Regions from separate parts of the Homo sapiens genome. Here region 1 is linked to region 2. Evidence: chromatin contacts called from ENCODE Hi-C data. All regions are on one chromosome and are shown on one strand. The core of a region is the stretch at or near the end of the contact, and the rest is flanking DNA. Distances in the headings are between cores, read along the strand shown. Region 1 holds the start of DSEL-AS1 (DSEL antisense RNA 1). Region 2 holds the start of PHLPP1 (PH domain and leucine rich repeat protein phosphatase 1).

Evidence for each region. A loop is a pair of places that touch in the nucleus more often than their neighbours do. Pooled maps may share reads with other maps.
Region 1: a loop to region 2 is called in a map of CD4-positive, alpha-beta T cell, with 10 times the contacts of the local background. The contact joins the promoter of DSEL-AS1 here to the promoter of PHLPP1 in region 2. A Hi-C loop is called at or near these places in 3 of 168 maps with a recorded cell type or tissue (CD4-positive, alpha-beta T cell, CD4-positive, alpha-beta memory T cell and naive thymus-derived CD4-positive, alpha-beta T cell) and 8 of 50 pooled maps.

What each region holds. Positions count from the first base shown.
Region 1 is chr18:67,514,702-67,518,808 of GRCh38, forward strand. It overlaps DSEL-AS1 (DSEL antisense RNA 1), which reads left to right and starts at 1,845. Exons shown (of 5, transcript NR_033921.1): 1 at 1,845-2,048. DSEL (dermatan sulfate epimerase like) reads right to left here and starts at 2,019. Exons shown (of 2, transcript NM_032160.3): 1 at 1,660-2,019; 2 at 1-791.
Region 2 is chr18:62,713,173-62,717,136 of GRCh38, forward strand. PHLPP1 (PH domain and leucine rich repeat protein phosphatase 1) reads left to right here and starts at 2,369. Exons shown (of 17, transcript NM_194449.4): 1 at 2,369-3,964. The coding sequence starts at 2,512. RefSeq lists enhancers at 1,573-1,632, 1,723-1,832, 2,790-3,752 and silencers at 2,103-2,392, 2,743-2,972, 3,183-3,322, 3,633-3,732, 3,833-3,952.

The sequences.
Region 1 (4,107 bases), core at 595-3,094, 4.8 Mb after region 2:
CTTGATAAGACAAAGACTGTAAATCTGATATGCTGTGAAATCCAGCTGACATTCAGTACATTTTAAGCAAGTGCAGTTGCCAAAAAGAGAAAACTTAAATTGTATATCTCTGTCCCTGGCACAGTTTTGCTTCCAGTAAAACTTTGAATAACGTTAAAATCTCTAATTTTTCCATAATACACAGGGAAGTGATACAGGTAAAAAACACTATGAATTTAGCATTTACCTCCTTTACTTAAATCTATTTAACACAAAGAGTTGGAACACACATTGTAAAAAAAGAGAAAAAGCACTCCAAAATTCAAATTAAGAGTCATTTCTAGCACAGAAAACCATCACTGGTGATAAGCTCACCACACATGTATGATGCATTTGTGTATGTTTGCCCAAAGAAGATGATGAAGTACTGACATTCTTCGAGTGAGTGGACTCAGTTGTCATTCCTCTCAACTTTTTATACTTCTTGTCTTGTGAATACGTTTTTCTTTCATTTATGAGAGAGAAACATCCTCAACAAGTGATCAAAGTCTTAGTTGGTTTTTAAAAATTCAAAATTCTTGCCTTCATTTCAAATATTTTTCAGGCTTACTTACTCATCAGCCTATTATGACAAAGAGAAATCATGTTCACATCTTCTTTTATCAGCTTCATGTGTACAAACATAAAAATGGAATATCTTCAGTCACCTAGATACTTCTCGTCCGATCATGAAGTAACCGCCAACGGGGAAAGAAAATTCCCCTTTCAGCAACAGTGAGGTCTCTCTTCTGCTCTTTTTTCATGACACTTTTCTGGGGATGGGGGACAAAATAAAAATTCTCTGAGGCTTCAGGTATGCTGAGAATGAATATAAACTGATGACTTAAACATTCTGCAATCACTTAATAGAAATTTTAGAATCACAGTAAAATCTCATATTATCTGCAACCTAAGCTAGGGCAAGTGATTTTTTTCTTATCCATTTACACGCACTTATTTGGAAACCAGTGACCGTCAGCAGAAGACAAGCAACTAACAATACAAAATATACAAGATAGAACTCTCCCGACAATATCTATAGTTTAACGCCACTAACGTGGCTTCAGTCACTTAAAAAATGTTTGTATTCAAATGCAGTTTACACAAAGATGAGTCCTGCTATCCTTGTTATTTCTTGTTCCCAAGGACCGAGGGACAAAAAACTGAAAGTTGAAAAGATCTTTTTTTTTTTTTTTTTTTTTAATTCCGGGGGAAGGTTTAGAGTTCATGGGATCAGAAGGTATCTTCCTAATGAGAACTACTCGGACCAGTCACTTTTCTCGGCGGGGTAACCGCGAATCGTGACCAGGCGCCAAGCCGAGGGGCGGGAGCTCCGCGCTCGGCGCTCACCTGTGGCCGAGTCCCTGTCCTCAGGTGGAGCCGCCAGAGGGAGCTCGGACCCCGGTGTCGAAAGACGCCTCTCCGTGCCCGTCCGCGGCTGGAAGAACCTAAGCAAGTTTCAGTCTTGGACAAGTCTCCCCTCTGTAGGAAACATTCAGGCTAGGAGTTTCCTGATCCGCCCCGCCTGTTGCATTTTTTCACTGGCGTCCTCCGACCCTGCCGCCCCCATTCTCCGCTCCCCGCTCTGGGGCTGAGTGAGGCAGGATGGCGAGAGACCCCTGAGCCACCAAGTCCGCTTACCTCAGGCAGATCCCGACGGGGGCTCGGCGCCGCACTGGGCCCCAAGGGAGACGGAGGTGGAGAGTTCCAGAAAACTGCTCTGCACGGCGGGCCAGGCTCCCGCGGGGCTCCGCAAGACCCCCGCGTCGTCTCCCGCGCTACGGCAGGCGCTGCCCCAGCTCGGTCTCCTCAGCCGCGCTCGGTCCCCGCGACCCGCACGGCCCGGACACGCCCGCCCTCAGGAAACGCCGGACGCTTGTGGGGGCAACCACGGACCGCAGGACAGAGACCCGCGGGCGGCGGGTTCTCTCGGTGGCGCCGTATCCAGAGCAGCGCCCGCGTGCCCAGGCGGTGATGTCGCCGCGGCCGAGGATCCTCTGTGCCAGCTCCGGCCGCGCAGCCCGGGGAGGGTGAGACGGCGACGCGGGCCGGCAAGCGGGGGCGGGGCGGAGGCAGGACGGGGCGGGGTTGAAGGCGGGGCTGAAGGCGGGGCCTCAGGGAAGGCGAGAGACAGCGACGCTGGCTGGCGGGCGTGGGGCGGGACGGAGACAGGACAGGGCGGGGTCAGAGGCGGGGCTTCGGGGAGGACGGGAGGAGCCGTGAGCAGGCCGGCGGCGGGCGGGGCGGGGCCGAAAGCAGGTGAGGCGGGGCCAAGCGCCCCGGGTTTCTAAGCGGAGGAAGCTCTAGGCGTTTGTGTTCTGGGCTTGCAGCGGTGGCCGCGCGCTCCCGGAGGAGTCGAGCTGGAGGAGGGGACAGTTTGGGAGTGCGAGAGTCTAAAGACGCTGCCAGGCTGGCGTTAAAACCTTTTGGTTATGGGAAGACGACAACTATATAATAGAGCCATAGTGGGGGCTGTGGGATTGACTCAAATGATGGGAGGAGCTGGAGTGGGAGGGGATAAGCCCTGGGACGACAGAAATCATCCTTTTGGAAAGAGCAAGGGCTGGGGAAGGAGGGAATGAGCACTCCCTTGGAACTGAGAGGCAGCCTGGCTGAGCTTGCTGTCCTTTGGAAAAGCAAAACCGAAATACCCAGATTAATATAGGAGGACAACTTCTGTAGCCCAGATGCTAACAAAGATCAAGGGAAAACAGAAAAGACTAATCAGCTTTACTGATGGAAAACAATTTCTCAGGCAGTATAAATAGGGGAAGCATGGGACAAACAAGTAGAAGGAGCCTCTTATTTAAAAATGGGACCTGGTATTCGGTAAAGACCTACATGCAGACAGGAGAAGGCAGTGTGCCCCGGCTACTACGACATGTGAGTGCAGTGCCAGGTCGTGGAAATCCTAGAGCAGGCTGGGACTCCTGTTGCACTCCACACATGGAGCTTCTCACAGATAGCTGAGATGACACTTTGGCATAAACCAACCCAAGCTCTGACCTCAAATGTAAAAAATAATAGCTTAGTAGTAATAAAAATACAGGGAAATATCAAGCTTCACAAATGAACAATTCCATTCTCAGTTGGGGATTAGTAACACATTCAGTCTCTTCATTTCCCATACTATTTTGGTAATATTTAATAAGATATATTTTAACATTTTAAAAATAAATGTCTTGCTTAGATCATTTGCTGCTGAAAATCAAACAGTAGACGACTGCTAGCAGAATAAATTTCAAATCATTTAACTTTGAGGTGAAATGTGGCCTCTAACTCCTCATCACTCTTCTGTTTTGGCCCCGTAGTAACCCCTAGCCCAGTCCAAATAGCCACACTTGCTTTTGCTTGGGTGCTTCAGTAACTATGCTTATTCCATTCTTTCCCTCACAGTGTCCTTTACCCAACCACCCCACTTACTAGTTAAAATTCTTCTGACTGTTGAAATTATCTGATCATCCAGGTCTCAACTCAGATGCTTACATTCTTCTGTAAATAACTCCTAAGTTTCCCTAGCCAGAATGTATTACTCCAGAACTATATCATTTGTACCTATATTCGGCCGTTTAGGTTGTTTATTTTCTGCTTTCTATTTCAACTGGTTGACTCCTGTACCCTATTCAAAACTCCTTCAAGTCATGAGTAGCACTCAAGTCCCCTTTGTAAGTACTATATCTGCTTTTGAAATGAGTTGAACCTCGAACAATTGGGCTGATACAGAGCCTCGTCTCCTCCACTGAGGTTTATTCCCAAACAAGGATCCTCTTCTGACACAACTTCCTGTAAAATCTGGATTGTGCCTCTACATGGCCCCTGATAGAGGAAGAGGACCCATGGCCTCCAACCACATTTATGAGAGAGTAGAGTTGGGGGAAACGGGGAGCTGACTCCAGAGATTCCTATCTGTTTGCAGAGGGGAGCCTAGAATTTAGGGTTAGTAAACACAGCTACTAGATGTACAGAACATTTCTCAGAACAAAGTGTGGGGCAGGGTTATTTCTATGGATTCAAAGTGTCTCATGATGCGAGGGCAAGGTGAGTCAGAGAGAATTAATGCGCGAACATCTGCCAGGCAAATATTCTTCC
Region 2 (3,964 bases), core at 1,119-3,618:
TGTGTCGGGGCTACTGAAGGCACAACACAGATCAGTGTAGTTGAAATTTATCTCAATATAATTACCTCTTTGGTTCTTCCCTTTCTTTCAGAGACTGATCCTTCAACAAATGCACATTTTCACTGACTCCAAAAAATTTCATTCAAACTTTGGTCTGTATTGCCTGACTTCTTAGACTAGGTTAGTTCCTCTTGTTTTATGTCTATTTCTGTGGCACCTTGTATTTTCCCCTTCTGTACTTCTGCTGCATTTTTTGAATGTTATTCTTTCTAACCTGTAAACTCTATGAAGGCAGGGACAGTGTGTGATTTATTCAACTGCTATAACACGGTGACTGGTACATAATAAATGTTTGTAATTATCTGTTAAATTAATTGACTTGAAAATGTTATCACTCTTGGGAGAACTTGCAATCTCCCTAATTTTTCATATGTTGCTGTTGATTGAATTTAAATAAAATACATATTATTAATAGATTCATGAGGCTAAGGGGTGAAACTTTAAATGAAAATACAGAAAATCATCAGGAATGTAAAAAATCATTGAGAAATATTTATTTTTATCTCCACAGCTTCTTCATTCTTGTTCAATGAAACTGTGATAACCTAAGCGGTAAGTTCCAGTTGGTCTCTCTCTCCAACCCCCTTCACTCTTCATCTGCAAGTTTAGTCACTTTATTGAGGTTAAAACAGGTCATAGATAGTATGTGGTTTAAAACTGTTTAAAAGTTTCACATGTGAAAATCCGGATTTAGGGCCTGGCGCGGTGGCTCACGACTGTAATCTCGGCACTTTGGGAGGCTGAGGCGGGCAGATCGCTTGAGACCTGCCGGGGCAGCATGAAGGGACTTCCCACCCCCACTAAAACAATACAAAAAATGAGCCGGGCTTGGTGGCAAGCCCTGTAGTCCCAGCTACTCGGAGGATGAGGTGGGAAAATCACCTGGGCCCGAGAGGCGGAGGTTGCAGTGAGCCCAGATCGCGCTACCGCACTCCAGCCTGGACGACAGACCCACTCTGTGGCCAAAAAAAAAAAAAAAAAAAAGAAAAAAAGAAAAAAGAAAGAAAAAAAGAAAAGAAAAATCCCGAATTACAAAGCAATTGGGGGAATGGTAATTCAATTAAAAAGGTGTACAACATTCTTTTAAATAGTAAACTGCCCAATGATTACAACATTGATTCAACTGACGAAAAATACAACTTTTCAGACCACGACTAAACATTGTGGCAGTAGAAACTATTTTTTTTTTCCCTGAATGATGAAAGAAAAAAACCAGAGAAGACGTTAAGACAGAACACGTGGAAAAAGCCCATCTCATACTCCATTCTAATGTTTCTTCTACTTACCAGTGCTTTCTGTGTCATTAAACTACTTCAGACTTCAAGAGCAATGGGAAACAATGAAACCTCAGTCCTTTGCTATTTTCCTTTTCAGGTACAGGAGAGGGAGAGGACAGACTTAGGGTTGTGCCTTCGAACAAGCACATTCAACGACAGCCTCAGTTAGAATTCCCAGACGCTGCCTGTCTTCCTGGGTCTTGAAAAAGTGGGGAAAAAGTGAGGTTGGCCCACTCAGACTGCCAGTGATGCTGTGGTGTGACGGGTGTGTATCTCTATCTCATACAATGGGCGCAGGTGAGGACCAGGACCTGCGACCTTCGTACGTTTACAGTCCCTGAAAGCCCTCACCTTTAATTAGTAGGGAAAATAAAAGTCATCTGGCAAGCTGGAGTGCGGGTAAAATACAAGTTAATGAACATGAGCATTCGTGTTCATTAAGAACTCTGGCACAGAGTTCAACGGCAGAGGGCACAATACTCACTGGCCACGGCCAGCTGCTGGCGGCCAGGAGAAGCAGAACCAAAGGACCGCTGGGACTTGTAGTCCACCATGTTTCCCTCGGGATTGCCGATCCCCTTACGAGAACCACAACTCCCAAGGTTTACCGCGCGCGTCGGTCTTCACTGCCCTCTCCGAGGCCGGCTCAGGAACCTCCCGGGAAACTGCCCCCCACCCCGCCCTCGTACGCACGCGTCACGTTTGTTTACCCTGAAGCTCCGCCTCCGGCCATCCCCTGGCTCTCCCCACTCCTCCCTGGAATGCCGTCATGCCGGCGATGAATATTTATGAGGCACACGCGGCCCTCCCGCCCTGCCAGCCTCCCGCCTTCCCGCTCCCGGCGCATGATTAATATTCAATGAGCCCAGATCCGCGGCTGGTTCGCCGGGTTGAGGCGGGGGTAGCGGGCGGGGCCGGCGCTGGGGAGCCCGCGACCCGGGCGGGGAGGGCGTGTGTCGGGGGGGCGGTGGCGGCGAGGCGGGCGCGCGGGATGGAACACTGAGACACCGACGGAATGCTCCGAATCGCCACATAATCCCCTGGAACGGCCGCGCACAACGCCATTGGCTTCTCCCTTCTCCGCGCGCCGCCGCCGTCTCCCACCTCCGCCTCATCGCCTCCCTCTCCGCCCGCTGCCTCCGGAGCTGGGGGGGAAACGCGAAGCCCCACTGCAATGGAGCCCGCCGCCGCGGCCACGGTACAGCGACTCCCCGAGCTCGGCAGGGAGGACCGAGCTTCGGCTCCGGCGGCCGCCGCTGCGGCAGCAGCAGCAGCAGCGGCGGCCGCGGCGGCTCTGGCGGCGGCGGCCGGGGGCGGCCGGAGTCCGGAGCCCGCGCTGACCCCGGCGGCCCCGAGCGGCGGGAACGGCAGCGGCAGCGGGGCGCGGGAAGAGGCCCCAGGCGAGGCGCCGCCGGGGCCGCTGCCGGGCAGAGCGGGGGGTGCCGGGCGCAGGAGGCGGCGCGGGGCGCCCCAGCCCATTGCCGGCGGGGCTGCCCCCGTACCCGGGGCCGGCGGCGGCGCCAACTCCCTCCTGCTGAGGAGAGGGCGGCTGAAGAGGAATCTGTCCGCGGCCGCCGCGGCCGCCTCCTCGTCGTCGTCGTCCTCGGCCGCTGCTGCCTCGCACTCCCCCGGCGCTGCCGGCCTCCCCGCCTCCTGCTCGGCCTCGGCGTCGCTGTGCACCCGGAGCCTGGACAGGAAGACGCTGCTTCTGAAGCACCGGCAGACGCTGCAGCTGCAGCCGTCGGACCGGGACTGGGTGAGGCACCAGCTCCAGCGCGGCTGCGTGCACGTCTTCGACCGCCACATGGCCTCGACCTACCTGCGCCCGGTGCTCTGCACACTGGACACCACGGCCGGCGAGGTGGCCGCCCGCCTGCTGCAGCTGGGCCACAAAGGCGGCGGCGTGGTGAAGGTGCTGGGCCAGGGGCCCGGAGCCGCCGCCGCCCGGGAGCCCGCTGAACCGCCCCCCGAGGCCGGCCCCCGGCTGGCGCCCCCGGAGCCGCGGGACTCGGAGGTACCGCCCGCGAGGAGCGCGCCGGGTGCCTTCGGGGGGCCTCCGCGCGCGCCCCCCGCCGACCTACCCCTGCCCGTCGGCGGCCCGGGCGGGTGGTCGCGCCGCGCCAGCCCAGCGCCCTCGGACTCCAGCCCCGGCGAGCCGTTCGTTGGGGGCCCTGTCTCTTCGCCCCGCGCCCCACGGCCTGTGGTCTCCGACACCGAGAGCTTCAGTCTGAGTCCCAGCGCCGAGAGCGTGTCTGACCGGTTGGACCCCTACAGCAGCGGCGGCGGCTCCTCGTCGTCGTCGGAAGAGCTCGAGGCCGACGCAGCCTCGGCCCCGACGGGGGTCCCGGGCCAGCCCCGCCGTCCCGGCCACCCCGCGCAGCCCCTCCCGCTTCCCCAGACGGCTTCCTCGCCTCAGCCGCAGCAGAAAGCCCCGAGGGCCATTGACAGCCCGGGCGGGGCCGTCCGCGAGGGGTCGTGCGAGGAGAAGGCAGCGGCAGCCGTGGCCCCGGGAGGCCTCCAGTCTACCCCCGGGAGGAGCGGGGTGACCGCGGAGAAGGCGCCTCCGCCGCCCCCGCCGCCCACCCTGTACGTGCAGCTCCACGGAGAGACCACCCGGCGCTTGGAGG